Linked DNA regions of Mus musculus: region 1 is linked to region 2. The links are chromatin loops, found by intact Hi-C in ENCODE. Cell type or tissue: gastrocnemius. All regions are shown on one strand. Each heading gives the region's core, and the rest is flanking DNA. Links, peaks and the distances in the headings are about the cores only. Region 1 holds the start of Nuggc (nuclear GTPase, germinal center associated). Region 2 overlaps Gulo (gulonolactone (L-) oxidase).

Evidence for each region. Peaks named below come from ENCODE experiments on the same cell type or tissue, not always from the same donor. Only the 100,000 strongest peaks of a DNase experiment are listed, where the experiment ranks them.
Region 1: it touches region 2 in a loop (4-fold over the local background); 8 of 42 quality-filtered maps call a loop at or near these places.

What each region holds. Positions count from the first base shown.
Region 1 is chr14:65,593,115-65,609,220 of GRCm38, forward strand. It overlaps Nuggc (nuclear GTPase, germinal center associated), which reads left to right and starts at 12,153. Exons shown (of 19, transcript NM_001195674.2): 1 at 12,153-12,182; 2 at 13,589-13,649; 3 at 15,025-15,129; 4 at 15,676-15,784. The coding sequence starts at 12,153. In gastrocnemius, for the core only: CTCF peaks have their summits at 4,106 (motif pointing right) and 4,824 (motif pointing left); a DNase peak (open chromatin) is centred at 4,102; H3K4me3 peaks cover 225 bases; H3K27ac peaks cover 242 bases.
Region 2 is chr14:65,982,200-65,998,341 of GRCm38, forward strand. Gulo (gulonolactone (L-) oxidase) reads right to left here. Exons shown (of 12, transcript NM_178747.3): 7 at 15,361-15,468; 8 at 14,625-14,701; 9 at 8,831-8,980; 10 at 8,180-8,344; 11 at 5,983-6,073; 12 at 4,588-5,495. The coding sequence ends at 5,367. Among named protein-coding and RNA genes, the nearest start is that of Gulo, 19 kb to the right of the region's middle. In gastrocnemius, for the core only: a CTCF peak has its summit at 5,939 (motif pointing left); a DNase peak (open chromatin) is centred at 5,925.

The DNA of each region.
Region 1 (16,106 bases), core at 352-8,351, 390 kb before region 2:
AGCTCTTCCCAGAAGGCGGAGCGCGGAGCCCCGCCCTGTCTAGGTGGCAGCTCCCAGCTCTCTGAGACTGGGAGGGGATGTGCACAGTGATTTAGTGGGGCATTGGAGAATTCCTGGGGACCAGAAAGGTGGATCTGGGAAGTAACGATAGTACAGTTTAGACGCTTCTCCAAGAAGCTGGGACGAAAGTGAATTGTAACCAGAGTTCCTTAAGCAAAAGCCTGGCCTTTGACAACTTCTGCAAGAGGGGCTGGGCCACTTGTCGCTAGTATAGCCAACAATGTTGACATAAAGGAGACCAGATTCGCCCTCCCACTGACACCCGGGGTGTTGACATACCTTTTTTTTTTTTTTTTTTTTTTTTTTTTTTAAGTTATGGAAGAATTGAGGGCAGGAGACAAGAGGTATGTTTAAACAGTCCTGGGTTAAGATGTGGTCTGGTTGATCATTATCTCAGTTCTGGTTTTCAAGGTGGTCAAAGTCTTTATCGCTGCATCCCTTCCGGAGATCCATTTAGCTCCTACAAGGTGAGATCATTCAGTGCTCCAAGGTGCAGCCCTGACGAATAATAGTCCTTATATAGGCAGGAGTCTAGCCTTTGAGACTTTGTTTTCTCTGGACTCAAGGTGACTTGTAGGTTTAGGACGATTAATCTTTGTACCTTCAGCCAAAATAAAGGAGACAGGCACAAAATGAAGACAGATACCAGACCTTTATCTTGCACTTAGTTGCTTGTCTAAGTGCCTATTTCAAGAATCTTGGAAGTGAGTAGCCCTTGTGTGGGGACTTGGGAGCTCAGATACACCACACATAGAGATGGGATAGAAATCCCACATACCATGAACATTAAACCTTCAGTGTGATAACGCTAAGTTCTGATTTCCCTAAAAGACAGCAAACAAGAAGCAAGTATCAGTTTGATCTTTCAGGCTTTGCAGCCTAGAGGATTCCTGGGTCTCTGATTTTTCTTGATGACAATCTTGAAAACACTAGGTGAGACACCATGTACAAAATTTTGCAACATCTGGAGATGGGACTTGGAATAACTTTTTCTTGAAACCCTTCCATGACCTCCTTTGTGTATGGACCAAAGATTAAGAATCCTTGATATTAATAAAGAATGGAAGGTGTGATGTTTCAAGTTTCTTATTACCCAGTAGAGTTGAGGTAGCTCTGACTTGGTTGTCACCACTACACTGAAACTGTCCTGGTCAAGACTTTGAGATTTTTCAGTGTACCAAATTATCTTAATACCACCCTCTTGTCAACAAAACTAACTTCCCTGAAAATATTTTTTTAGATAAGGGCCCCCCACTCTAGAATTTTCAATCATTATTATTATTTCAGTCTCTTATAGATATCTCTGTCTCACTTCAAGCTAATAATGGTCTTATTGATCCTGTCTCTTTCTAGCGATTCTGGAGTTCCATGGTCTTTAAATATCATCTTTCTACTCTCAGATTTATAGTTCAACCTCCGCTTCTTCCCTATTTGACATCTCGGTAGATTTTGATGTCGAATGTGTATCTCGGAATCAACACATAAGACAGAAATCCTCTGTGGCCCTGTGCTGGTTGGTCTTATGTCAACTTGACACATAGACGAGAGCTATCTGGAGGGAGGGTAACTCAATTGAGAAAAGACAGTCATAAAATCTGAGTGTAAGGCATTTTCTTAAGTAGAGATTGAAGTCGGAGGGCCCAGTCCATTGTGGGAGGTGCCTTCTGGGGATGGGGATGGTCCTGGGTTCTATAAGAAAGCAGGCTGAACAAGCCAGGGGCTTCTACATCAGCTCCTGCCTCCAGGTTCCTTCTCTGAGTTTCTGCTCTGGCTTCCTTCAGTAATGAACTATGATGTGGAAGCCAAATAAGCCCTTTCCTCTCCAAGTTTCTATTGGTCATGGTGTTTTGTCTCAGTGACAGAAAAAAAAAAAATACTGCCAAAGCAGACTACAATGTCATCAAAGTTTGGGAACCACTAAGTAAGGCAAGAGATTAAGGTGTCTCAAATCAGGATGGAAAGCCATGGAAGTGCTAAGACTTGTTCAGATTCTGAAATTTTTTTTTTTATGATTTCCACAAATCTTCCACTCAGTGTGGGAAAAACAAAAGAGACCTTGACACTCAGTATGAGATCTCAGCTTTTGGATTAAGGAAGGGGAATAATGTAGTTGTTGTTATCTGATATGAAGTGTGTGTGTGTGGGGGGGGCTGGCTTTGGATCTGATGAGTGGCAAACTGTGAGAGGTGTGCTTGAGGTCCCAGTTGAGAGCTTTAGGTGTATGGTGGAGTTTAAAGTTGTGAAACAGGGTAAAAGAAGTAAAGAATCTCCCATGATTATCAGATCAGAGACAAGACTAATAACTAGCAAGAAAACTGGCCAGACATCTGGGGTGTGGGGAGAAAACCAGCAGAGAGTGGGAGACCTAGAAGCCAAGAGAAATATGTTAAGAAGCAGAGAGTTATCAACTGTGTCACATACTGTAGATGAGTCAAGGAAGATGAAGATTGTATTGATCAGGAGCCTTGGGAGACCTTGATGAGAACAGTTTGGGGGAAGAAGAAGAGACCCAGCTCCATTGGAGTAGGTTTATGTAATCACCAATCTTGGTTATCAACTTGACACAGTTGGAAGAAATTCAACTGAAGAATTGTTTCTATCATATTGGCCTGTGGGGCATTTTCTTGATTGCTAACTGATGGAGGGGGACCTAGCTCGACTGCATGGTACCATCTCTAAGCAGATGGGCCTGGCTGTATAAGAAAGATAACTGACTATGAACCTGGGAGCAAGCCAGTCGACAGCATCCCTTCGCTGTTTCTACTTTACTTCCTGCTTGAACTCCTGCCCTGACTTTTCTCAATTCTGGACTGTGGTCTAAAAGTGTAAGCCAAAGAAACCCTTTCCTCCTGAAGTTGCTTTTTGGATAGGATTTTTATTGCAGCCACAGAACACAAACTAGGATAGTTCATAAAAGGTACATAGGAGAAGGTTGGGTGAGTTCAGATAATTTTGAGGAGATTTGTCATAAGGAAGGACAGATAAATGGGGCGGTAGCTGGTAAAGGGTCCGAGGACGAGGGTGTGATTCAAAATGGCAGTGGCTTTGCATATGGATCCAGTGGAGAGGGGAGGGGAGGTGTGGTGGATTAAGAAGAGGAAGTGTTCTGTTTGATTATGTGAAGAGGCTCATGGGATCTGATGCAGAAGAGAAGACGAGTTATCTTTTGACGGACACTTGGACGGTTCGTCTATAAACATGCTGGAGTGCGGAACAGTGACTGGGTAGGGCACGGTGGTGCTATATGCAAATTCTCTCATTGGCTTTGATACTGTCTTAGTCAGGGTTTCTATTCCTGCACAAACATCATGACCAAGAAACAAGTTGGGGAGGAAAGGGTTTATTCGGCTTACACTTCCATACTGCTGTTCATCACCAAGGAAGCCAGGACTGGAACTCAAGCAGGTCAGGAAGCAGGAGCTGATGCAGAGGCCATGGAGGGATGTTCTTTACTGGCTTGCTTGCCTCACCTGGCTTGCTCAGCCTGCTCTCTTATAGAACCAAGATTACCAGCCCAGAGATGGTCCCACCCACAAGGGGCCTTTCCCCTTTGGTCACTAATTGAGAAAATGCCTTACAGTTGGATCTCATGGAGGCATTTCCTCAACTGAAGCTCCTTTCTCTGTGATAACTCCAGCTGTGTCAAGTTGACACAAAACTAGCCAGTACAGATACTTTCATTGAGTTCCGTGGGAATCCATCCTGGCAGAGTGACCAGACTTCTAATCAACCTGATATTAGTGTCCATGTACAGTTTCAGGTGCTAAGGCTGCCATAAAGAACCCAGGTATCAGCTGGGCAGTGGTGGCCCATGCCTTTAATCCCAGAACTCGGGAGGCAGAGGCAGGCGGATTTCTGAGTTCGAGGCCAGCCTGGTCTACAAAGTGAGTTCCAGGACAGCCAGGGCTACACAGAGAAACCCTGTCTCGAAAAACAAAACAAAACAAACAGAAGCCAGGCATCTTTAACAGTTCCCAGCCTACTTTAAAGTGATTTAATAGCACTTCTGAATATAGTTAGCCGTTGTGGCTTGAAAATCGCCAGGAGAGGGCAGGCTAAGCATGTATTGTATGACTGTATGTGGTGATCTTGTGATATTCATGTTGATTGTCTCTGTTTTGAAATTTATATTGGCAAAAGTATAAAAAGAAAGTGCAAAACATGTAAGGGGGAAGGTCTCTGAAATTCATATTTCTATTTCAGTATCTTGCTTATGTAGGGAAGACCCGTTTTGTTAAAAATTCAAAGCAATTTTTGAGATACTGTAAATATTTATCTTTAATTCTGCCCACATTTTAATTTTGTTATTTTCTGACTACACACACACACCTAGAGTCCCTGAGCATTGTGTAGTAATGATCAAATTGATGGCCAGAAATAACAGTCTGCAGCTGGAGGTTGAAATAATTCACTTTCCCCTGTACTCGGTTTGATCAACAGAGTAGCCAATCTTTGTAAGGAAGGAGGTTTTATTTTCTGCTCTCTGCTACTGGGTGGCACTCTAAAAACATTTGTTTTTTGGGTTTTTTTTAATGTAAGGATTTTTGTAAGTTCAACACCAGGCTTGGCTACGTACTGAGACCCTGTCTTAAAAGAAAACAGATACATTAAAAAAAATAAATAAATAACAATAAAAAAACAGGCTGGAGAGATGACTCAGCAATTAGGAACTCCAGCTGTTCTTCCAGAGGTTCTGCTTTCAATTCTCAGCAACCACATGGTGGCTCACAACCATCTGTAATGAGTTCTGATGCCCTCTTCTGGCATGCAAGTATACATGCAGATAGAGTACACGTATACATAAAATAAATAAATCGTTTAATAGTTATTTTTTTTTAAGATATAAAGTTTAATTTTCCAAAAGAGTTATTTGAACCTGACTTTCTACTTTTTTTTTTTTTAATCCAAATCCAAATCCAAATGGAATGTATTTGGGGGTAACATTGAGTTTGTGTCTTCCACCTCCCTCATGCACATTTGGGTATCTGGGAACCAGCCCTTGGTTTCTCCTGCCCGGCATCCATCTGGATAGCAGCTATCCTCAGAGGAAGTGCATCCGTCATGGCAGGATGCTGAAAACTGTTTAGGAAGGAAAAACGGTCCAGTCCTGCCTGATTGTGGGAAGACAGCGGTGTGTGTGTGTGTGTGTGTGTGTGTGTGTGTGTGTGTGTGCACAGTCCTCAGTTCACGTGTGATTGAAGTTTAAATGAAAATAAAACGTAGAATAGCTGCATATTGGGGGAGGAGGCTGGGGCAAATAACCTTCTGTGGTTAGTTTCACTTCCGCTGTGTTTGTAAGTGTGGCTTTGTGAATGTGACCACTAAGGGCCCTATCCAGCTAGTCTTTGATGTCTGCACCAGCGGTGTGTAGATGTGGCTCTGCTCACTTCTGGAACTGAAGCAAACACTGTTTGGGATTTTGGGGGGGACCTTTTGCTTTTCGTGCTCTGTTCAACAACATTTGGTAAGTTGTTTCTCTTATGTATTTTGTACTATGGCTTGTGGAATTTCTTTTTTTTAAATAATAGAGGCTTAAAATGAATAGTTTTAGATATACAGCAAACTTGAGAAAATAGTTTCTGTAGCCTTTGGTTATACTGGAGTGGTAGGTTAGTTATGAGTGAGTCCATATGACTGCATCGGTGCTAAGTAGTGTCTGTGTCTCAGTGAAATGGTGGTTCCGAGTGTATATCCAGGGTCCCGGATCTACTATAGGATCCTATCCAGGATACCATATTACACTTGGCTGTTCTGCCTCTATAGGTTCTTCCTGGCTGTCACCTGCGACCTTTCTTGTTTTTGATGGTATTGACAATCTGGAAGGCTTTTGGCCTGGAACTTTGTAGGATTCTCCGCTATTGGCATTTTTTTTTCTGGTATTTTTTTCCTTCTTAGATTAGAATTAGGGGTTAGGGGAGGAAGACCACAGAGCTGAAGTCATTCTTGTCACACCTCAGGGAGAATAAACAACAGCTCCTGGAGCTGGTGCTGCTGGCCTGCCCTGGATCTCCTGGCTGCCGGGTGGTACTGGGAAATTCCTCCCTCCCCTCTGGCTTCCATACTGTAGTCCCCTGGAGGAAGCCGGCACACAGAAAGGGCCCACGGAGTGGGGAGCTGTGCTTCTGCCTGTGAGGATGGGGTAGCCATATAAATACTGGAATTCTGTATGGGAGACTCGTCTCTCCTCTATGGGCTGACTTTAGAGAGTGAGTTACAGGTTTCTTGTTTCCCACCTTGTTGAGGCAGGGTGTGTTGTTTCTTTTGCTGTTTTCCAGGTAGCCTGGGAGCTTCCAGCTGATTCTCCTGTCTCCGCCTCCTGCCTCAGCAAGCAAGCCAGAATGAGGGACATCCTCCTGCTCACCCTTGACATGTGTCCCGAGGGTGGGGCTGTTGTCAGGCTTGTGCAGAAAAGCACTGTTACCTACTGAGCCCTTAGCCCAAGAGGAGTTAGTACTTAAGAAAAAATGAATTTCCCCTTCCTGCTTGTCTTAGGCAGGGTTTCTATTCCTGCACAAACATCATGACCAAGAAGCAAGTTGGGGAGGAAAGGGTTTATTCAGTTTACACTTCCACGCTGCTATGCATCACCAAGGGAAGTCAGGACTGGAACTCAAGCAGGTCAGGAAGCAGGAGCTGATGCAGAGGCCATGGAGGGATGTTCTTTACTGGCTTGCTCAGCCTGCTCTCATATAGAACCAAGACTACCAGCCCAGAGATGGTCCCACCCACAAGGGGCCCTTCCCCCTTGATCACTAATTGAGAAAATGCCTTACAGTTGGATATCATGGAGGCATTTCCTCAAATGACATTCCTTTCTCTGTGATAACTCCGGCTGTGTCAAGTTGACACAAAACTAGCCAGTACACTGCTTGTGTGAGTGAGTTTTAGGGCCATGTAAGTACCAATATACTAAAATATTACAGAATAAATATTATTTTGATTTTTTTAAAAAATGAAACATCATTTTAGGCAAGCCAAAATCATTCCTCCCAAAATAAAAACAGTTATTTCAGGAATTGTTGATTTCACATGGGTGCATGAAAAGAAAAATGCTACATCTCATTGCTGTGACAAACTTGGGAGTGGGGGGGGGGAAAGGTTAAATTTTGTTTCATCAGAACTAGATAATATCTATTTACTTACTCACTTATTCACCTAGGTGGAAAGTTGACAAAAAAACACATTACTGCATGCCCTCTCTGCCTCTGGCGGGTACCTAACATTGGACACACTGGCTGATTGGTTAAATGGTAACCACCTCTTTTCCTTCAGGAATCTGAAGGCTTGGCTTGAGAGCTTTTGTAGAATAATTGCTCTTGACCTTGCTGTGAAGTGACGATTACCTTACTGTGCGACTCTGGACAAGTTCCTTGCCCTCTCTATTCTTCAGAGTCCATATCCATAAAATAAGAAACCTGACGTTCCTTCTTTAATTCAACTCTCCATAGCTGTTCACTGGGAGGGATGTTGAGTTTGTATCACCTTCCTTACTGTCCTTTTATACAGCCATAAGCAAAGACAAGCGAAAGATAGGGAGGCTGAAAGAGGCACGAATAACTGTCAGAAGTCAGTTACTTTAACAGAAAATCAGCACTGGGCACCCGTCCCCGGGCTAGCATAACCCACAGAGCATCACATAAAGATGCTATTCTTGGGCTCAGAGCATGCAAATGTAAATAAGCCCTAAAAGCAAAACTAGAAGGCTGATCGTGCAACTGAAACGCAAGCAAAATAACCCGAGCGTGAAGAAGCTCTCTGGTCTGCACAGTCTACAGGTGAACTGCTTTGTGTTGGTTCTTTTTTTCCCACCATACTCCACCATTATTACCTCCCTTTGCAGGGAAGCAGATTCTGGTGTGGGTCTCTTTAAGACTTGGCCCTGGGGCTGTCTTAACTGCACTGCTCCATAGCTTGGGAGCCCTCATCACTGTTAAGCTGCTGGTGACATTTCAAAATGAGGATGCTCATCTCTTCAGCATCTGTTACACCAGGGAACACACCTTGACTTATGGATGGGAGGCCCGAGGTGGCTCAGAATGACAAGGTGACTTGTGAGAAGTCCCACCGCTCCACAGCTCTGTGGTTGGTAGCAGAATGAGAAGCAAAATGGCCTTTGCCACTAGAGCGGTCAGTTCCATACTGACCGTCTTGCCCCTTGGAGGTTTCTGTTGATTGTCTTCATGGAGGATTCCTGTCCACTTTATAGCGTCTCAGTTTGCCAACCAAATTGCCCTTCTACACAGTCTTTGGATTTGGCACGAAGAATCTGAAACCTGAATTCCTATAACTCCAAGGAATTCCCATTTATTTCCATGTGTCAGTCAGCGGTCACAAGTTCCTTGTGTACTGGAACTGTGATGGTTTTTGGTGAGAGGCTCATGATTTGGTGTCTGCTTTTGATGCAGCTAAACTCAGTCTAACCCTGCACAGATCTGTGCCAACAGACCATTCTGGACATCATGTACTGTTGTTGTAGTAAATGAAGTCAGTTGAACTTACCCCTGACCCTGAATGAAGCCCAAACCACTGCTTGTGTTCCAGACTCCAGTGAGCATGCTTGCGTCTTCCCTAAACTGTGTGTACTTTTTAAAATGTGCTTTAATCTACATCGCTCTGAAGCCAAAGAGCCTTAGCCCCAAGACGACTCTCAGAGCATCTTCAAATCCAAGAGTCTGAGAAGTGTTTGTGTAGCCCAACGTCAGTAAGGCAATAGTGCTTTTGCTCACTGGTCAATTGTTCTTTGGGTTTTGTTTGGACTCATTATTCCTTCTGCCCCTGGAATTTGAATTCTAGAATACAGATTGGTCCTGGCAAACTACAGATTTTTGTCCAACAGTGGGACCATACATTTTCTTTGGTCTCCAGTGTCCATAGTGGGGACATGATGGCTAATGTTCTCTGTGATGATGGCTCACCAAGTCACTATTCTATAGAAAATAGCAAAGTTCTCTGTGACTTCCTCATTTTATGGCTGAAGTCACTGACAGGCTTTACTTAGAGTGGCCATATGTGGTTTAGTTTTTGTAATGGTGATTTTTTAAATTATTTATTTATTTATTATATGTAAGTACACTGTAGTGTGTCTTCAGACACTCCAGAAGATAGCATCAGATTTCGTTATGGATGGTTGTGAGCCACCATGTGGCTGCTGGGATTTGAAGTCAGGACCTTCGGAAGAACAGTCGGCGCTCTTAACCACTGAGCCAGCTCACCAGCCCCAGTAATGGTGATTTTAAAATTATTTATTTATTGTACTAGCTGATTTTGTGTGTCAACCTGACATAGCTGGAGTTATCACTGAGAAAGGAGCTTCAGCTGGGGAAATGCATCCATGAGATCCAGCTGTGGAGCATTTTCTCAATTTGTGATCAAGGGTGGGAAGACCCATTGTGGGTGGGACCATCTCTGGGCTGGTAGTCTTGGTTCTATAAGAGAGCAGGCTGAGCAAGCCAGTAAAGAACATCCCTCCATGGCCTCTGCATCAGCTCCTGCTTCCTGACCTGCTTGAGTTCCAATCCGGACTTCCTTTGGTGATGAACAGCAGTGTGAAACTCTAAGCTGAATAAACCCTTTCCTCCCCCAACTTGCTTCTTGGTCATGATGCTTTGCACAGGAATAGAAACCATAAGACTATTTATTTATTTATTTATTGGTGTTTTGCCTGTGCACTGTGTGTGTGACTGTTATGCACAAAGATCAGAAGAGGGCACTGGATCCTGTAGAACCAGAGTTATGGATAGCCATGAGCCACTATGTGGGTGCTGAGAATTGAGCCTGGATCCTCTGCAAGAATGCTCTTAACGGCTGAGCCATCTCTCCAGCCTCAAGTATTTCAAGTTAGAAGTCTCTCGTGAAATGTGACTCTGAGCATTTCCTCTTCCAGAATTTCTGCTAAGCACTTCAAATAAGAACCTAGAATCTTGGCATTTGCAGATGCCTTAAGGTTTATCTTGTCCATTACCAAACGGTCATACACATACAGACTTCTCGAGTATCAGAAAACCTTGAAGAACTCATAGTTCCATAAGGAGGAGAAAACCTAAATAAACCATGGTTAGTGAGCTGGGCATAGTGCTACATACAAACTTATGAGCTCAGCACTCCAGAGGTTGAGGCAAGAGAGTCATGAGTTGGAGGCCAATCTGGGCTGAAGATGCATAGAAACATGCTGTGGAAAGAAGAAAGAGGAGGAGGGAGGGAAGTAAAGAGAGAAAAGAGGGGTCTTCATAACCAGACCATTTCCAGAACAGTAGGTGCCTGAGAAAGCGATGATTAGCAATTCAGGAACCCTACTGAAGAAAAAAATTCCAAGAACAAAATCTTGAATAAAGCGTTGTAGTTTACAGGGAAGAAAGGCGGCAGGGCTTCCAGTGTGACAGGTTTGTGGAAACTCACCAGAACTCCCTTCCCTGGAGAACCATGGAAGATGCGGGTGGCCAGAGAGTGGACTGCAGGAGATGGACTAGAGAGCCATAGTGCTTCTGACCTTGCACACAATCAGCATCCCACTACATTGAACTAGTACTACATTGAACTAGTATGTGCCAAGCACAAAAGCCATTTACTTGGGTCAGATCTGCAAGCTGAGCTAAGAGTAGATCATTTCAACTGATGAGCTGTGGTTTTAGTTTGGGGGTCGTGTGTAAATAAGGTCCAGTCTGCCTTATTCAGAGTCTGTCTCACTAAGGTCTGTGAGACTAGTGCCCGGGGGGGGGGGGGGGGGAAGATGCAGCAGGAAGGTTTTGCATATTTCAGAAGGGCTGGTAGCTCTGTTTTTGATGTGCACAGCTGAGTGCTTCCCCACAGAAGTCGTGGCTACAGACTCTGGGTAACCCTCCTGTGTTCCTCATACTACCATCTATGTGGGTAGAGAAAGAGGTTCCAGGGCAGCATATCTGCTCTGTGTAGTGTCATCTAGTCTGAGCCTCCCTCCATAGCACCCTGGATCTTCTTCATAGGCATGCCCTGCCTTGTGTACCAGTGACCCAGACACAGGCCAGCTTCTACATATCCTTTGGATGTTTACATACTACTGCCCCCGCCCCCCTGCAGATGCCCCATGCCTTAGGGCTGCATATAACCAACCTCCAGGAAGGCGCCTTCCTGTTGAAGTGCGGTGAGGAAGGTCGTTGACTAAACTACTGCATAGTTCCTTCCATGCTTAGTATCTAGCAACAAAACTCCATCCCTGAGAAATGGCACGGAGATATCCTAGCTTCCAGCTGATGACACTTGCTGGAAATAAATGGCATTGGCATAGGTTCAAGCTCACCTGACTAGGGGCACTGGTCTTGCCCACAACGACCAATGTGTAGAACTTGACACAGCTCTGGTCACCAGACACTTATTCTCACTTCAGAAGGAGTTAAAGACCTCAGGCAATATCAGAGTAAACCTCCCTAGATACATGTGTGTGGCAACCCAATGGTCACATGTTGACCTTTGTCACATGTAATGTGGTGCATTGCGCAGGTTTCAATGAGGCATTGTACAGGTTTCAACGAGAAGCGAGGCTGTTCCTTGTTCCTTGGAACATTGAGATCTAGTGGCAGATGCAAAACACAAGCATATTTATGTATTCTCACTTTAGGAGATTTGTATTTTTGTTCTTGAATGAGTCACCGGGGTCTGTTGTGTAGCCCAGGCTGGCCTCGAACTTTTGATTCTCTTGCTTCTCTTTCAAGTTGTGGAATTGATACTCCTCCTGGTTGCTTTTTGTACTTTAAATGTACACATGTTTCCTCTTTGTTCTTTGATTTTTCAGGCTGGTTTTCCTAAGCTGGCAAAAGGAGCAACGGAGGAAGCCAGACATGGAAGAAATGGAGGCATTGGTGGGTGTGGTACCACACTCAGGTAACACCCCTGAAATGACCTTAAGTAGGACCTGGCTACTGTTGTCGGGCAAAGGCTGAAACTCCATCCACAGCTGTCATCCCTGGCTCTTTTAGTTGGATGCTATTTTCTAACAAGTTAGGAAGAACTGGATGCCAATCTTAAAAAACAACAAAGCAGTCTATTCATAATGAAGTGGCCTATTCAACTATCAATTATGTATGGGAGGGTTCCTACCGTAAAAATAAGGTTTCTAGAACATGGATTTGGACTCTATGAAATCCAAGGAGGTGAGGTGAGACCCTTGGAATAGTAGCAGGTGGCTTTTCTTAGAAGGAGAGAGACAGGCCTATGAAGTGTCTCATTGAATGATGAGTCCCTTTGGAGTCAGTGCAGGCAAAGAGCCTCCCTCAGTGGCCTGGTGGAAGGTCTCTTGGGCCACAGCAAGTACCTCTTTGAGGAAGCCTTGGGAAGGAAGCTCCCAGGTACAGGAATAGGGATGTATTAAATCATCCTTGTTTTCAGAACTGAAAAGGGAAATGTTACTCACCACTATGGAAACAACTCCCTTAGGGGAAATGAAATCAACACTTCTGAACTATATGGGTAGCACCCATCACCTGAAGCCTGCCTGCATACATAAAAAGAGCTACAACTTCCAGGTCCCTTGGTCTGAGCTCAGAACCAAGGCGGGGACCCTTTGCTTTAGCAATGATCCAAATTGACCGTAGAGCTGCATTGGTTGGGGACCGGTTTTCAATAGTGACACCTCCTGCTTCTCTCCACCCCTCTTGATAACAAGAAATATGGTCCAAGTTCAGGCCAGTTCATTCCAGCCACCGTTTAATAATACCTACTCATGGTATAAATCCAAGATGGACTATTTTATCCTTTCCAAGTAGTTTTTCATTTTGGGAACTGAGAAAAGAATTGTAAACCTGTTATTTTATCTAAATTCTTACCCCAAGCTTCTGCTCGCATCAGATTAACCGCTGAATAATACAAAGTTGAAGTAAGAGCTCTAGATAGATGGGTTTGCTCCTTGTTTTGTGCATATGGCTAAGAGACTGTGTGAACGTTGTTCACACAAGAGTCCCTGAGTTACAAAATAGACACCCATTTATGCTATTTCATAGATGACCATGCATGAATCCTGACATTTTGAGCTGCTTCCTGCATGTGTTTGGCATGCAGCTGGCCCAGGCCTTAGAGTAGCATACTCTTTTCTTCTCTGCCTCTTCCTCTCTGGCTGAAGCCACAGAGCCAGCAAACACTTCATATTTAGTTCTAATTCGGTTCTGAAGTTGAGCCAGGATGGATTTCTCCAGTTGAGATCAATCATTTTCTGGGATGGAAAGATCCAGGGAACAAGCTTTTTCATCCGTGACAGCAGACGCGTGAGGTGTCAGCCCTTTAAGCTTTGGCACGTATGTGGCTCTGCACTGGAATCTTCTATGGTGTGTGAGCTGGCTCCAGAAGGCAGCAGAATCTGTGTTAGAAGAAGCAAGACTGAAGAGGTGGTGGGATCGTGTATGTGTGCGCGCATGATGTTTGAGAGACCCACATCTGGAGCCCAGTGATGTACTCTGGGACTTCTGCGTAGGCTGCTACCCTGGGTTCCCACTGAAATGCCTCATTAATTCATCAAAGAACAGGACCTTCTTAGGCCACACTAAGCCTCATACCCTCTTTACAGGAGCTCGGAGTAGCACCTCTTGGGACCGGCTATTCCAGTTCATTCCAAGGCGTTTCCCCTGGTAAACAGCAAACAAGCACTGGGTTAGGATAATTTCTAGCACTTTTGCCTCAGAAACCAATCCATTAGCTCCTTCTATCCAGGCAGCACCAAGAAGGTATATTTATAAACCTAAAGTACAGCTTTCCTTGAGTTTATGGCTCCGGCCAGCCTTTCATCTCATAATCAAGTCATCATGTAAGCAAATGACTGCTGCAGACTTCAAAGATCTACTGCTCCTGATTTTGATTTTTGTCTTGCTTAAGGAAGTAACTGCTAATGTCAGTGAAGAAGCATAAGGCAGGGGTGGTTTCCCCAATTTAATCTCCAAGAAGCATTCTATCTATCTATCTATCTATCTATCTATCTATCTATCTATCTATCTATCTATCTTCCTACCTATCCATCCATCCATCTGCATCCTGACCACAGGTAATTTCCCCTCTCTCCTCTCCTACCAGTCTCTCTTCCATATCCCCCTAACTCCCACCCCATCCACCCTTCCTTTGTTCCTCTATAGAAAAGGGCAGGCCTTCCATGGATATCAGCCAGCCATGGTATATCAACTTGCAGTAAGATTAGGCACCTCTTCTCCTATTAATGATAGACAAGGCAACCCAGTAGGAGGAAAGGCAAGCAGCAGAGTCAGAGACAACCCCTTGTTAGGAGTCCCACAAGAAGATCAAGCTACACAAATGTAACATATGGGCAGAGGGCATAGGTCAGCCCATGCAGGCTCCCTGGTTGGTATTTCAGTCTCTGTGAGCCTCTTTGAGTCCAGGTTAGTTTTCTTGTGGTATCCTTGACCCCTCTGGATCCTGCAATCTTTATTAATTCTGTGTGTGTGTGTGTGTGTGTGTGTGGTATTTCTGAGAACATGCAAATAGAAGTTTGTACCTAGAGAGTGATGTTGAAACCAGATGCACGGTGGTTAACATTGATTCTCAACTTGACAAGACCCAGAATCACCTAGGAGACCAGCCTATGAGCATGTCTATGAGGGAGTTCCTGTAGTGGGCTAATTGGGGTGGGAAGTCCCATTCTGAATGTGGGTGGCACCATTCCCTAGGTTGGGGTCCTGGACTGAATAAAATGGCAAAAGTGAGCTGTGCCCCGGTATACATTACTCCTTGCTTCCTGACCACAGATACAATAAGATCATGTGCCTTGCACAGATAATACAAAAGTCACTGATATAAAGCGCAACCAGTACAAGGACCTGAGAATTAGGTCCTAAATTGGGACAACCCCCCAGAGCTGCTTCCAAACGTGCTAACAGACAGGTGGAAATGACTGGGGTGTTCTGAGGCATTTTGATTGTGTGCATTGGCAAAGCAGAGGCAAAGATCCTTGGCCCACCCTCAACCTGTAATTCTGTATATTCTGTTTATCCCTAGCTGACTGCGATCTGTTTAAAGAACCTGTTAGGAAAAGACGCAGGTTGCATCGAGACCGGCAATTCCAGGCCTTTCCTTCTGCAGAGCAAAGTGCTCTTAAGGAATGTGAGTGTTGTGAAATGCTGGTATGGCCCATGGGATAGCATGACTCTGTCTGTTAGGAACGTGTGAAGATGCTCAGAGGGAAAGATGTTCAATTCTGAAGGCCAGGAGACATCTCTGCATGTATTTGCTCCATAGAGTCTCTACAGACTTCTGTAATTTGGCTGTTCATCTCCAGGCTGCTCTGAGGAGGAGGGGTGTTATCAAAATAGCCTTTTCCTAATGAAAAGACGACAGATGTTTAGCTAGGTGCCTTGGTGGGTGTTTATACAGCATCTGCAGAAGGGAATGATCTAGAAGGGCTAAAGTCCATGGCAGCACATAAGTTCTGTGGTAAGCGGGCACAGCATGCGCTGGTCTGTAGACGTGGTCAGCTCTGACACAGTGAGTGCCTAGCTCCAGTGGAGGACACCTTGTTCTCTGATTTAATTAGCTTCTCCTTCCACTGAGCTATCCCCCTTCCATGCAGTATTCGGCGGCTTCCTTTGGAGAGTTGGTACTTTTACTCTACCAGGTACGTCCCAGACACTCCATTTCTGTTGATTCCAGATGAAAAACTGGAGTGTCGGACCAGGAGGGTCTTGAGCAACACTTATCAGAAATTGATTCAGTCTGTCTTCCTGGATGACAGCATTCCCAGCGGACTCAAGTATCTCATGTAAGTCTTGGATCTGCACCTTCCTATCTGATGCTACCCTCCTTCCCCAAGAAAAACCAAAAGTGCTTTTAATTAGAAGTAGCATAGAACAATAGGAGGAAAAATCCCTATGGCTGCAGGCTTTCTTTTTAAAACATTGATAGTAGCCATTTGTTGTGTGGTCACTGTTGACAGCTTCTCTACTGTACACTTTACAAACCCACAGTTTCATTTCATCCTCTTAATGCCCCTATAAAGTAGGAGCTAGTGGGATTGTCCCATTTATACTGAAACTGATGCTCAGGGAGGCCAAGTCATCGAGCCAAGTCACACTGTGGATAAG
Region 2 (16,142 bases), core at 2,652-10,651:
CTTCCATACAGTCTATACCCCTTTATTGGTTGTTTATCTCTCTGCTTTCATGGTTTTTAGTTCACTGCTTTTTAGTTCACTGCTCACCCTGAACTGTTAAGTTAGCTGCAGTACCAGGTGCTGCCAGCAGGTGACGCTGTCCAGCCATAGTCTACATCCCTATGGCGCACATCTAGTGTGTTATCTGCAGAAGTTGAGAGAAGCCATAGTGAATGACAGAGGGCATTTAGTTATTAGTTCTGAAGCTAGTAAATATCAGATGAAGAAACCCAAGGAATTCACTGTGGCCTTATAGCTACCAAGGCTTCTAGCGCAGTGTCCTCTCCAGACCTAGTCTTTCCTGGTGTTTTCTAGAGGAGCTTGGTCAATTGAGTATGCACAAGGAAAATGAAGAGACAGTGTAGGACCAGTGAGCATGGAGCCAGTCTGCGAGATAACAAATGTTGTTACACTGTGACGAGAAAGCTCACGAGGTTCAGAACGAGCTGTTTGCCTCTGGGCTGTTTCCAGTTTCACCTCTGATGCTAATATCCCTATTGTGGTGTGCCACACTGACTACGCCATTACTCCATGACGGCCAGGCAGCATCAGTGTTTGCACAGTTCTTGCCCAGGCTCAGTGACTTGCAGTCCAGCAGAAGCTCTGTCTGTCTCTGAGCCAAGTGGAAGCAGAGGAGGACTCGTCTAGGCTTGGAATGGAGTTGCTGTGGATTGGGACACCCTGATCTGAACTGCCCTCGCTTGTACAGGCACTCAAGAGAACAAAGATGGTTGTTAGTTGGTACCAGGCACCTCTGTGACTCCACCTTTATCTTTCTGGGTATCCTAGGGCAAATCACAGGTCGGGGGTGAAGGAAGGACCACTTTTCCCAGCTCACGTTCACAAGGTTCACAATCTTTGTGGATGATGTCGTATGTGTAAGGCCACAGCAAACAACAGGCACTAAAGATAGAAGGAGTTAGTTCTTTGAAACTTGAAGGCCTTCAACATAACTTGCTACTGCCTTTCTCTGGCTATGTAATATCTATAAACATATCTATAAACATATGTCAAGAACACGAAAACAACAACCACATGGGTGACTCCTTTTTGGAATTTTCTGGAAATGTCTGGGCTTTTCTTAGTCTTTGAAAGGCCCTGTCTCATAGAGAAGACATCAAGGCAAAGCTGACATCATCAGGTTTTAGTGACCTCTGTTCCCCATTGCGTGGTCACGTTACACCTCTTTGTGGATTCCCATTCTAAGACCCCCTTGGCTTATGTGATTAGGCTCTTTGGAATTATATTTCTGGCTCCCAATCTCCCATTCTTATGATAGAATCTGTCTTAGGCAAAACCACAGGCAGGGAGCTTACAAGGACCAGAGGACCTCACTTGTAAATCTGAAGCCAGCCATGGTATGTGGAGCTCAGTGTTTGCTCTCTTCTCTGAGACATTCATGGTCAGGTTTTCGTTTTTTGTTTGTTTGTTTGAGCCATGGCAGGCACACACATTAGGTTTAGATTTTCTCCTGTGTACAGCTTGTCTCCCTCCTGGAGACAGCTTGAGACTCAGTCCAGAGATCTGCAAGAGGCTACCATAGAGGCTACCATGGGATGCCTAGAGAGATCCCGTCCCCTGAGCTCTGTGTTCTTTCCCTCTGTTAGTGAATTTCAGTGACTTTCGCCAGTCACCTCTACCCATCTGCCTTCCTGGCAGATCACATACAATGTCGTAGTGAAGCCTCTCAGGTGACAGTTTATCCATTCTCTAGTTTTGCTTACTTCCTATTGCTGGGACAAAAAGACCCCAATAAAAGCAACTGATGAGAGAAAGTGCTTATTCTGGCTGGTAGTACAGACACAACCCAGAGGGCTTCATCTCCTGATAGTTCTATAACCTCTCTCAAACATCTCCACCACTTGGAGATCAAATGGTCAGGCATGTGAGCCTGTGGGGACATGCACATTTGGGCCACCACACAGGTGGCCTGGTCAACTTGTCTAAGTTTGTCCTATCTAGAGCCAGAGACTCCGGGGCACAAGGACCATTTGTCATCAGCCTCTAAGTGTCTCCTGTATTCCGGTTTGGCAAGAACCTCAGAGTGATGAGCAGGTGACTGCATCCCACTGGAGCCTCAGAGCTCACCTGGCCCCTCCTTTTCTCGTCTGCATACCTGAGGAGTATGGGGAGCAGTGGGCATCTGGAGAGAAGTGGAGTTGGTCGCCTCTCACCCAGATTCAGCCTGGAGGACTGATGCTGTACCTCCCACCCCGCCCCATCCAAGGCACAGCACACACTGGCATCCATCTGTTAACTCGATTTTCAATCCTTGCATGTTCTGATGATCACTGTCCACTTTCTTAGAGTCCAGGCTTGGCAGACAGAGACACACCTCAATACCCATGAGTTTCCACAGCCAGAGAGGAAGCTAGTGTTTGCCACCAGGGGACAGAAGAGCTGGCTCCGCAGGCTTTGGCTTCAGCTGACTGGGAAGCTGCTGACAAGATGGAGCTCAGCCAATTCGGGAACATGGGACAGAACTAACAGGAGAGAAATCGGGGGGGGGGGCTCAGCACACATCACTCAGGGTCACAAGGGTGGCACATGAGAGTCGGCAGGATGGGTGCCATACTCCTCAGGTATGCAGACGAGAAAAAGAGGGGCCAGGTGAGCTCTGAGGCTCCTGTAGGATGCAGTCACCTGCTCAGTTGTCAGTTGTTCAGTTGTCAAGACACCAGCTCAGAGAGAGAATGAATCACACCCATTGGAACTCCTAAGGATGCACAGGTGCCCTAGCCATTAGAATGTGTGTTTCCACAACACTGGGCTAGCCAAGCAATCTAGGAATTGAAGAATGAAGGCACACGGGGGTTTCAGATCTGTCATTGGACCAAGTCCCTGCCTGCCTGCCTGTCTGTCTGCAATAGAATGCTCAGTTCATGGACTTTAAGCATGGAGATGTAAACTATCTAAAGTATACACTGTGGAAGGAGCCCCTGTCTCCAGCAGTAGCAGATGCTCTTCCTGGCCTACTGCTGGGGTAAAAATACCATCTTTAGGATGAGCCGGTACGAGTAAAGTTGGAGTTCAGTAAATACAGAAGGGAAGTCTGGGACTTGTTAAGGGGAGCAGGGCGGGCAGGAAGGGGATTGCAACACTTGGGATGTAAATAAATAAAAATCCATTAAAAAGAAGACAATCCATGCTTGTTTAAGCATGGGCATGGAGAGACACACAGCCAAGGAAAGGACAGAAGGACATTTGAGGAAATGAGGGCTTTTCAAGAGTGGAGTCATGGGGATTCTGGATAGTCCCCTTAATGAGCAAACTTAATGGGATGGGGGTTATTTGTGAGTTAAAACCGGGTGGGAGGTAACAAGTGTGGATTTCCCCAGAACAGGGTTCACCTCTTGTTGTCCTTCTACGGGGCTTTCCAGATGTGTCGTGGCATCAGAGGAATAATGGGAAAAGCAGTCTTACAAGCCCAGTGGTGGATGGGGCCATTACAGAGAAGCCAAGGATGTCAGTAGGCATATGTAGTCAGCCATGTTGGTCCCAGCGGGGCTTGGGTGGCCGTGTTCTTCACAGCATCCTGATAGCAGACAGCTCTGGGCTTTACCTTCTCTTTAAGCAACAAGTAGTCGGCCTTTCTCCACATGCCTATGCAGCCTGTCTCAAACTCCCCTACCTTTGGTTGAAGAGCTTAAAGACATCGCCTTTTGTAGCTTGCTTTGAGATATTGATAAGTCTCTTTACTTCTCTGAGCTTCGGTTTCTTCTTTTGTGGAAGGGCAGGGGTGGGTTGATTTGGAAACTGGAGATTTCCAATACCTTGGGGTTTAGTTTGCTATTATTTTCCTCCACCCAAGACACTCAGAGCCTAGAAGAGAGAGCTAGGAGCTTCAGTAGCTGTAAGCCTTCTTCTGATCCTGTGCTGGGAATCAAACACGGGTCCTCTACAAGAGCCAGGCATGGTCTTACGCTCTGAGCCCTCTCCAGGCCCACATTTACTCTTGTTAGCAGCACCAATCCATTTCAGAGTGGCCCAAAGAAAAGCAACCAATGAATACATCTATAACGAGAGATTCATGTTGGGCTCAGGTACCTATGATTTCATAGGCCCCAGTCTGCCAGGCAGCCCAAAGGCTGCAGACTCTGGCTGGAGTTAGTGTGGACTCTTGCGGCCCCAAAGCTTCTCCCAGTGGGCATGTTCAAACTTTTGGCTTGTCAACGTGGCATTCACACACATGAGAAATAGGCAATCAAGTTATAAGACTAATTTCAAAACTCATCATATTTTAAGTAAGCTTCTGCCCTTAAATATTTGTTATTGTTGATACTAATGTGTCATTGTGGCTTCATTTGCACTTTTCTAATGATCAGTGCAATGATACTGATCACGGATGCACTGATCATTCCCTAGGGTATAATGATATTGAACATGTTTTTCTGTGTCCGTGGGCCTTGTGTACCTGCTGTAGAGAAATATCTATCCAAGTCCTTTGCCCCTTTGCTGATCTGGCAATTCTGTTGGTAAGAACATTTTGCATTTTAACTCTCTACGAGATAAAGAATTAAAATATGAATTCCTCAAGGGCAAAAAGATATCTTTCAGAGTCTTTTAATTCTGACAAAGTACCTGGAACATATTGGCTCTCCAAGGAACATTCCAGAAAGGCCACAAATAAACTGAAATCATCTCTGTGAAGAGAAAGATGAAACCAAGACCCAGGGAAACCCAGGGACACGGCGAGATCCCAGCCCAAAGAATTGTCTCTGAGGTGAAGGGAGAAAACACAGGGATCTAACAGGAACTGGTTAAGAAGACGAGGCAAATTCCACTCTAAACACCACCCGAAAGAGACACTGTGAGGGCCAGGCCATGGCAGTCAGAAGGCCACGTGGACCCATCTGGAAGATGGCTTGCTCAGGACCAACAGACAGACTCTGGGCATCTGAAAGGCCTTTAAGGATAAAAGTAAGCAGAGCATGCCTCATGCTACCTCTGTTGCCAAGAGATCCCTTCTGAAGAGGGAGGGAAAACTGCAGGCCCCAGGGATCTCTCTATACTTGGTGGACCAGTAGAACCTAGAAGGACCAAATCCTTAGCCTGGACAGATATGATGCAAGGGGAACCCCTTTTCCTGAGATGATTGTAGTTTATGTATGGCTCGTGGAGATGCAAACAGGAATTTGAGTGAGAGGCCACTTCTTGCCTGGGGTGTTATGAAGATGATAAAGAAGGCAGAGGCCTCGGCCAGAGCCCAGCCCCTCCTTGTGTTCAGGAGAGGTCGTCTCCCACTGTGCCTGTGAGACACTGCCCTGCCCCCCCCCCCCCAAGGCAGCAGAAGTGAGGGGTCAGGGCAGCTTGCTTCTGCTTCTACTTTAGTAGAAAACCTTTTCCAGGTACGAATTCAAGAACATTCCAGTGGGGTCCAGCTTCTCGCGGATGTCACAGAACTTGTGAAAGGCGGGGTACATTTTCTCAAAGTCCTTCCTGGTGCAATTGTGGGCCTGTGGACACAATCAGCAGCATCGGGCTTTGTCCTCACAGAACTATGTCAAGCAAGGCTGCACTGATCCTGAGCCTGCACTGACACTGCCCCGCCCTCCCCCTCCCCCGACAAAAAGAAGGGGGTCTTGAAGATAACGCTAAAAGGCCTTAAAATGCACCCCATGATAGCATGGAGGCCCCAGCTTCGGTCCCACCACTACACAGGCCTTCCTTAACTGTTTTATTTGTTAAGTGGGCACACTGATGTTTACCTTACCCTGCTCGCTAGCTCCATGGGAAAATCTAATAAAGTGAAAGAAATCTCTAGGATGATTCCCAAGGGATCTGGGCTTCAGGGGCCAGAGTGCAGGAAAGGCATATTCTGGTGCCCTTTCACTAAGAAGCTGGGAGGATTCCTCAGAGTTAATAGGGAGGAGCGCCCTCTTGTGGACATAAGGTGCACAGCAGTTGCCCCGTGGCTATGGGGAAATGTCTGAATGTTTTTACCTTTGCCCAGTGGGGCCTGCCTCCAAACTTCTTCATGATGGTCTCATAGGCCAGCCAGTAATCCAACCGAGGCACATCCTTCCCATAGGGCCTAAAGTAGAGAGGAAGAAGGTGGCTATCCGGCTCTGTCCCATGATGTGCCTCCACTGTCTCAGGTGCCTTCTCTTTGACCTGCCCCTAATCTGGCAGGTGACTGGAGATTAAGCTGGCTCTCCCTGCAGATCAGCCCAGCCAGGACAGATGCCTGCTCACTGCACATCCCTAAGGGTTCCCCGAGACGTTGTCCCCTCTTGTATTCATCAGTTGGTATCTGGACATTACTGTGAGTTTAATCTTGGCCAAAGACTGACCAAGGGTAATGGAGCTGAAAAATTCCTCTTGTCCAGGTTATCGCTTTACACAGGTTAGCCACCATCATATACAATAGATATAATGTATCGCACACCACAATCATATACAATAGATACAATGTATCGCATCCCACCATCATATACAATAGATACAATGTATTGCATCCCACCATCATATACAATAGATACAATGTATCACATGCCACCATCATATATACAATAGATACAATGTATTGTACAGGCATGCAGCCTAGGACAAGCAGGGGGGTGCTGTGCAGGGTGATGTTTATTGTTATAAAATTGTTAATGGTGTGTTTGCCAGAATATTTCCTCATTGCAAGCAACTCTCGACTGTCACACAATACCCACACACTGTTCATACATACAGTATTCATATAATAGACACACAATGCACAAATTTGAAATATCATACTTTTACACAATACTTAATACTTAAATGCAACACACACAATAGTTACACATCTAGTATTCACACACAATACACACATACATAATGTGCATGAAATATGCACAGCACCCCCCCATACTAGTCACATACCATGCTCACACATATCACACACATATGGTACTTTGGCCAGTGCTGTGGAATCCCCAGATGACTTTATCCATGTCTAGAAAGCAAGGCTGTGTAACCTAATGAAGCTCTCCAGTTGGTCTCTTGCCCGGCTACTCAGCCCCATGGTGACTGATCTCCAAAGCTGACGTCAGCGCTAACACTTCAAACGCATTCAGATGCATCCCGTGGCATCCCTCACTTCTGCATTTGCGTTTGAGGATTGAGAAGCTGAGACACACAGACAGCTGACACACAAGCTTTACCATAGCTACATCCTCCATGAACGAGACGACAGTTCCTTCAGTGAGTCTTTCAGAAAAGTGTTTGTGACTCTTTGAGGCCCCCTAAAAACTGAATTCAGCTGTCCCTGGCTTTGCAAGGATTTGAGGCCTTACACATGGGGGAAGAACACCCTAGAAAGATCAAGGTGGCCACTATTTTTTTTTCAAAGCCAGAGAAGGCCTGAGTCTCGTGGCGGTGTGAAGCAAGACTGGAGGTGGTGTGGGTGGTAGATGAGGGATACATCTTAGCAAGAAACCAGAAAAGACTAATTCCCTCAGGCACCTCCTGCAGGCTAAAAAGAGAGAAAAGAAGGCCAGCCACAAGCTTGGGTTCAGTCCCTGGAACTGACAAGTACCCCTATGCAGGCAGGAACCCAACATCAGGTACCCGCCTCTCTTCTGTTGAACTTAAACTAGCCTCGGAATCCATCCCAACATAGCCTGGCTTCCAGGCCAGCAGAGATCTTACTGGGGTGGGCACCTGAGTGAGAATATATTGCTCATTTTGTTATATAATCCTCATAAATAATAAATATTCCTCACTGGTATTAATTCACTCTTGATGCTAGAATATAGCGATATAGCCTAGCCTATAAGTGGTATACGTCACAAGACTCTATAGGAGGGAGCATTCTAAGAACTCAAAGGAGTGAGATGTCAGTGTAATCTGCCAATAGAGAAAGTGGCCTCGCCAGGCGTGGTGGCACACGCCTTTAATCCCAGCACTTGGGAGGCAGAGGCAGGTGGATTTCTGAGTCCGAGGCTAGCCTGGTCTACAAAGTGAGTTCCAGGACAGCCAGAGCTACACAGAGAAACCCTGTCTCGAAAAACCAAGACAGAGAGAGAGAGAGAGAGAGAGAGAGAGAGAGAGAGAGAGAGAGAGAAAGAGAAGGTGGCCTCAGAAGATGGCACTGGAAGGTTAGAGAAGTAGAGGAATCCCTTTGCACTCGAGGGCTCCTTACACCCCACACCCTGCAGAGAGCTTTCACCTGTACATAATGATGTTCATGTAGCAGCTGTCCCTCTGGAAGCACGGGCTCAGCAGGATGTCATCACCTCGGGTGAAGCGCACCTCCACGGGGTAGTGGGCTACCACCTTGGGGTGGGCCTCCAGCATGGCCTTTAGCTCCAGCAGGGCCTCCTTGGTCTTCTCCCTGCCCTCCGCCCAGGAGAGACTTCAGAGTAAGAAGGGACTACCGCAATCCTCCTCCTCCATGGCTTTATATAGGGGACCTGGGCCTGAGCTGGGATGCTCATGGCCCAGCTCTAGAGGAAACCGTTTTTTCATGGTATGTCTGGGGGAGCGCACTATCTGGGGAAGGTCTTACATGGGGATGGCCCCTATCTGGGGATAGGCCTATCTTGGGAAGGTCTTACCTGGGCATGGCCCTATCTAGGGTAGGTCTTTTTTTTTTTTTTTTTTTTTTTTTTTTTTTTTTTTTTGAGACAGGGTTTCTCTGTATAGCCCTGGCTGTCCTGGAACTCACTTTGTAGACCAGGCTGGACTCAAACTCAGAAATCCGCCTGCCTCTGCCTCCTGAGTGCTGGGATTAAAGGCGTGCGCCACCACGCCCGGCAAGGGTAGGTCTTACCTGGGGATAGTCCTATCTGGGGGTGCTCCTACCTGGGGGTACCCCTACCTGGGGATGGCCCAGTCTTGGACATGCTGCTTGAAGCGACACTCGTAGGAGAAGATCTTGTGGCTGAGGTTGCTGCTCTCCTTCTTGCAGTTGAACAGCAGCCAGAAGAAGAAGCGGTTGATCCAGCCCACGAGGCGTGGCAGGTAGGTGCTGCAGGTGACAGGGTAGGGGGGTTAGGGGGCCCAGCATTTACCGTGTCAGCTGTGTGTGCACAGGCCCTCACTCCTCGTCTCCTAGCAGCCTTGTTGTATCCAGGCTGGGCCAGTGTGGTGTTGGTCCAGGTAGGAACAGTGCCTTCCACCCCCTGCTTTATCTCACCTTTCACCTACCAACGGCCCTTAAGACTCTGCTCAGTGTCTTGTCACTTCACGACACACAGTAACAAATGTCCATATTTCAAGCCTTACTGGCTAGCTAGGGCAAGGGTGAGTCGAATTTTAATTTTAGCGGATGCCTGCCAGGTTTAGCTCCAAAAAGAATGTTCCATTCACTCTCCTTCTGTGATGGTTTGTATATGCTCAGCCCAGGGAGTGGCGCTATTAGAAGGTGTTGCCTTTTTGAAGTAGGCGTGGCACTATGGATGTGGGCGCTAAGATCCTCATCCTAGCTGCCTGGAGGTCAATATTCTGCTAGCATGGTGGTCTGTGCTCAGTAGTAAAACCCTAACTAAGAAAGAAGTTGGTACCGGGCCCAGGGTATTGCTGTGACAGGCCTGACCATGATTTTGTTTGGAAGAATGTGGATTTGGGGATTTTGGATTTGGAAAGCCATGAAATGTTTTAAGTGGGGCTTAATGGGCTATCCCAGTAGGAATATGGAAGACTTTGTTGCTGTGAGTGATTTCAGCTGTGCAGACCTGGCCCAAGAGGGTTCAGTGGAGAAGGATGTCAGTATGTGGCCTAGAGACTGTTTTTGTAGTATTTTGGTGAAGAACATGGCTGCTTTTTGCCCTTGTCTGTAAGTCTACCTGAGGCTAAGGTGAAGAGACGCCAATTAATTGCGCTGACAAAGGAAGTCTCAAAAAAGCCCAGCAGAGACTTGTTCTCTGGTTAAGTCTCATGGAGAGAGTTGTGAACAAGCATAGCAAGCTGAGAAAGGGAAAGTATAAAATATATGGTTTAAATATTAAAGGGAAACCAGAGAATAGAATAGAGCTGAAATCTATGTTCTAGGAGATAGCAGATTAAGGGAGTAGGGCTTTGGGGCAAGATCCTACCCAAATAAATTTAGATCCAGGCATGGTGGTACACACCTTTATTCCCTGGAGACAAAGACAAACAGATCTCTGAGTTCAAGGCCAGCCTAGAACAGAGCAAGAAAAATTTAAATCTAGGCTTGGTGGACCACACCTTTAATCCCAGTATTTAGGAGACAGGCATGCAGATCTGAGTTGAAAGTCAGTCTGCAGAACAAGTTCCAGAACAGCCAAGCTTAGGCAGTGAAGGAGTTGGAAAACAGAAAGCTGGTGATAATGTAATAGAACAAGGGAGCCATGTTCCAGCCCCAGCAAGCAGCAGAACTCAGCAGCTTTGGCCATGTGGCTCTGGCTTTAGAGTCCAGAATAGAAGGGATTACTAAGACAGTTGATGCTGGTTAGCTGGAGCTATGAAATCAGTGGTGATTAAGAAGAGACCAGCATCATTGAGGTGAAATCTGGGATGTGTTTTCTGAGAGCACAAAAAAACTGTGTTCCAGAGACATAGTCAAGGTTGTACCTCATGCTGCAGCTGTACTTGGTAATGGGTAAGAGTCACCCAGGTGGTACTGGTTTTGAAGGTCATGAAGAACAACTGAGGCCTGGCACTGTGAGAGGCCATGGAAGGCCATGGGTGAAGGTGCAGCCTGTTACAGTTGATGGCCCGTGACTGAAGGGGTCATGTAAAGGAGTTGAGGCTTGGCACCATGAAGAAAGCCTATGAGAGGCTACTGGTGAAGCCTAGCTGCAGAGGAAGACTCCAATATATAAGATATGCCAGTACCACGAAGATACGGGATGACCAGGAAGAAGAGCAGCAGCAGTAGAGTGGATCAACCTGAGCTTAGTGCTACAGAGGGCAGAGCTGGAGAAGTGACACCAGCCCTTTGGAGGATCTCAGATCATGTGTGGATCCCAGACATTGAAACAAGAAGCTGTAACATTGAAGTTGCCTTGGAGACCCCAAGATGTTCAAGATGCCAGAGCTCTGGGCTATCTGCTGAGGAAAGCTGCTAACGGGGAGTGGAACCAGCCCATGAGAAAGAAGTTTGTTGCAATCAACAAAGATGAAAAAGGAGTTGGAGATCTGAAGACATCAAACATGGAGATGCAGAGTTTGGAGTTTTCCCAGCTGGTTTTCTGACTTGCTTTGGGACTTACAGCTAAGTGATTGAATGAATTTCAGAAGAGACTTTTAACTTTTAACACTGTTGAGACTACTATAGACTATGGAACTTTTGAAGTTGGACTAAACCTATTTTGCATTATGCTATGTTTAGGTATGGCCCCCATAGACTCATATGTTTGGACAAGCCTATGGAGCCAGGGAGTGGAAAGTGATGGTTTGTATCTGCTCTGCCCAGGGAGAAGCACTATTTAAAGGTGTGGCCCTGTTCAAGTAGGTGTGGCCTCTTCGGAGTAGGCATGGCACTGTGGGTGTGAGCTTTAAGACCTTCATCCTCGCTACCTGGGAGCCAGTATTCTGCTAGCAGCCTTTAGATGAAGATGTAGAACTTTCAGCTCCTCCTGTACCATGCCTGCCTGGATGCTGCCATGTTCCCACCTTGATGATAATGGACTGAACCTCTGAACCTGTAAGTCAGCCCCAATTAAATCTTGTCCTTAGAAGAGTTACCTTGGTCATGGTGTCTCTTCACAACAGTAAAACCCTAACTAAGACACCTTCTACACCTTGGAAGCCTTGATTCAATGCTGCCAAGAATAAGCAGCTAAAAGGGGCCAGTGTAAAAAGGGTCTTCCTGTTAATTGGAAGAAAATAATTTTTAGAGTGTGTGTTAATTTCAGTTTTGTATGTTTAGCTTTAATAAATAAAGTGTTGGGGTTTTTTTTTTTTTTCTAAAAAAAAGGAGGGGCAGTGTCCTGGGAAGGTCTTGGGTTAGACTCTTGTCTTTAGAAACAATGCTGAGAGCTCCTTAGGGAACTTTTAGAGAGATCAGTGCTTCTTGGGCCAAGATACAGCTGCCTCCTAGCTTTTGGCTCTCAAAAGTTCACCATGCCATTGTTTTTAATTTTTATTTATTTATTTATCTATTTTTGAGACAGGGTTTCTCTGTATAGCCCTGGCTGTCCTGGAACTCACTTTGTGGACCAGGCTGGCCTCTAACTCAGAAATCTGCCTGCCTCTGCCTCCCGAGTGCTGGGATTAAAGGCATGTGTCACCACTCCCGACTCGCCATTGTTTTTAAAATCTACACACACACACAACATACACACACACACACACACGAATACACACATTCCACACATATACATAGAAACACGCACAGACATACATGTATGCATATCTGTGCATACACATAGACACACAAGAAAATGCACAGACACATATACACAAGCATGCAGAGACATTCATACACATACATGCACATACATACACATACATCTACACACACACAGAAGTAGGTACAGGATCTTTTTTTCTTTATGAAAACCCTAATTGTTCATTGTGGACTTGCTGCAATGCCAAGAACATAGTTAGCATTGCCCCAGGGTGGTGCAGGGTGGTCCCAGCACCTGTCACACCTGCCTGGAAGGGACAAAGTCGTGTGCTATGTATCCAACATTCCTGTGTCCTCTATAGCTGGCCTGGAAAGCAATAAGAGGAAGGCTTCTGGAAGGGGACCATAGCGGCAGCAACATCAAATTCCTCAAGGCAGGATCCCTGTCTCCCCATCTCCTTACATCAGGAAGACAACCCAGAACAAAGTACCTGGATGACCAAGCTTCAAGTGACTCCCTGTCAATCACAACGTCCCTCCCACTTCCAACAGCATGCCATGGAATGAATCTACTGCCTCAGAACCACTGGGATACTTGCTCTGACAGTGACTAACAGGTCAGCCTTAGTTGCTCAAAGCCATCTAGTCTGTGTCTGCTATTCACTCTTGGGCTGACACCTCCTCCTCTCAGAGATAGCCAGTGATATGGTTTGGGTGTGGTGTTCCTCTCCAAAGTCCATGTGTTAGGAGCTTCATCCTTGGGTCTAGGGAGATAGCTCAGGCAATAATAAAAATGCTTTCTGGGTTAGAATGAAGGTCTAAGTTTCAACTCTCCAGAACCCATGTAGAAAGAAAAAAAGCCAGGATAGCAGTGTTTGCCTGTAACCCTGTGCTGAGAAGGTAGAGTCAAGTATATCCTGGGGTTTGTTGGCCAGAGAGTCTAGTCAAATTGATAAGCACCGTGAGACTGTCTTAAAATCTGAGGAGGAAAATGATGGGGAGAAAATGGATGCCTGGTGTTGACAGCACACCCTGGTGTGTGCTCACACATATACACACAAACACACACATGCACACACATATACACACATGCACATACACATACCCATATTCACATCACACACACATGCATACATATATACACATGTACACACATATCCATATATACATGCACATATGTATGTATATACACATGCACAGGTATACATATACACACACATATATACATACACACACATACACACATACACACATACACACACACACACACACACACACACACACACACACACACACACACAGAGGCTTAGTTTTTAGCAGGTGCTACTTGAGAAGTAATTAGCTCATGAGATGGGTGCTACCCTTATCAGCATCAGCAGGTTGATGTGCCGTCAGTGATGTCATAGTTGTGTGGCCTAACAGGAGGTAGGGCTTGGTTGGAGGAATTAGGTCAGTGTCCAAATGTGTCTGAATGTCTACCTATCCTTAGACCTTTCCTTTCTCTCTGCTCCCTTCCTGTTGTGAGGTGATCAGTCCCTCGCCACTGTGCCTTCACCATCATGAGTCTCTGCCTCAGTTCCATGGCAGAGGCATCAGTGACTGTGGATGGAACCTCTGAACTTGTGAGCCAAAATGCCCTTTTTGCCCTTTAAAATAACTCTCATGTGTTTGTCTCAGCAATGCAAAAACTAACATTAGAGTCTATCCACCCATCCACCAAACCACCCACCTGCCAAACCACCCACCTACCAAACCACCCATCCACCAGACCACCCATCCACCAGACCACCCATCCACCACCGGACCACCCACCTACCAGACCACCCATCCACCAGACCACCCATCTACCACCGGACCACCCACCTACCAGACCACCCATCCACCAAACCACCCATCCACCAAACCACCCACCTGCCAAACCACCCACCTACCAAACCACCCATCCACCACCAGACCACCCACCTACCAAACCACCCATCCACCAGACCACCCACCCACCCACCCACCAGACCACCCATCCACCAGACCACCCATCCACCAAACCACCCACCCACTTTCCTACCTCTCCTCCTCCTGACTTATGTGGATTCACCCACATCCACGCACACATCCCCCTTGCCTCTCCCAGTCCACTAGCTCACAGCCCCAAGGCTGCCTTATTAAAAATGCTCCTTCAAATTCTTCTAATGATTTTCCTTGCTTAGAATGAACCCTAAGTTCTTCAGGTGATTCTGATATGCAGTCAGGGATAGACCCAGGAGATAGTCCCAATTTGCAGTTGTAAAGGCAGGACTCTTCTGATGGCCTGTATCCTCCACAGCACACAGGAGAGGGGACAGAGGTCTTGTGGCATTCCTACCTGGTCCAGAGCAAGAATTCCAGGAGGTAGAACCCAATGGCATAGTCCCAAAACCAGTTAGATGCAGAGGAGGGCTCCTGGGAGGGATGGTGTATCATGAGTTAGAGACCTGGGGCTCAACGGCCTGCTGACTTGTTTATGATGATGTCTGACTAGAAGACATGTCTCAGGAGTGACTTCACGTTAGAGCAGGAGGGAGAAAAGTGAGATGACCCACCTACCAGGACAATCTGGAAGCCTTATTTCTTCATAGTGGAGCTAATTTCCACTATGTGGGTCCCAGGAACTTAACTTAGGTCATCAAGCTTAGCAGTAGATCTCTTTTCTTTTCCAGGTGAGCTATCTTTCTGACCTTTATTTATTTTTTCACAAGACAAAGATGCCATCTGTCCCTCCTTCTGAGATCCTATGGTCTAGATGTCCATCAGCCACCCTTCGGAAACCCAACAGTCATCCTACAACAGTCACTCTCAACCTTTCCAATGCTGTGACCCTTTTATACAGTTCCTCATGTTGTGGTAACCCCAACAACAAAATGATTTCTGTTGCTACTTCACCACTGTAATCGTGTGGACAGTCCCATTCCCCCGGGGCCGTCAGGACAACAAATGTCAGCTACCCTGGGATGGGGAGTGTGTGCAGGCTATGGGTGCTGTGGGGATGGAGAGTGTGTGCTAGTGATGGGTAGTCCCCTGCTCCAGCACACTGGGCAAGGTCGGGGCTGCACTGTAGCTACCTTGTTGGTGTGATCTTGGTAGATGATGCTGACGTTCTCACTGTGAGGAAACCAGAGGAAGCGGAAGTACTCAGACTTCTTCAGGTGGCTGTCCAGGTTGTCAAGGACCTGGCAGAAGAGGAGAGGGGAGAAGGAGAGATGACGGTCAACTTAATTTGACTGAGAAACACCAGGTTAGTGAAGCCCACTTGGGTGGGTCTGCAGGCATGTCTCCAGAGATGATTACATCTTGAGGGCTCTGATCTCATGAGCAAGCCAATCTCTTGATGGACTCATAATGTGAAGACACTGTGGGAAGTGGTAGTAGGTCCAAGGCAGGGCGTAGTTGGAGGAAGCAGGTAACTTGCCCTGGTCCCTCCCTGTACTCCCTTTCCAAAGATTGTTACTAATCCCCACTACCCTTAGAAAGAACTTGGAGATCTATGTTGTTAGTAAAGCTAGGTTAAGATGTTTTTACTAGCGGCTTTGATGTAGGACATCTTAGGGAACAATTTGAAGTTCAGAAAGTTTCACTTTTAATAGCCAGGGATTTTTTTGAAGGCAGGGAACAAGAACACTGGCAACCCTAACTGACATGCTTCTCTTGCCAAAGATGAGCTGGTGATGAAGGTTGTGAATAATGTCTTGTACCCATTTTTTCCCTCACTTTTATGATATGATTTAATAAAAAAAAATGTGTTAGTGAGTAGGTGGGCATCTTGAGGATTTAAAGTAGAAATGACTGACTGGTTTTTACATAAAAGTTTAGATTTGTGATTCTTTTAAGATTTCTAAAAGTTTAC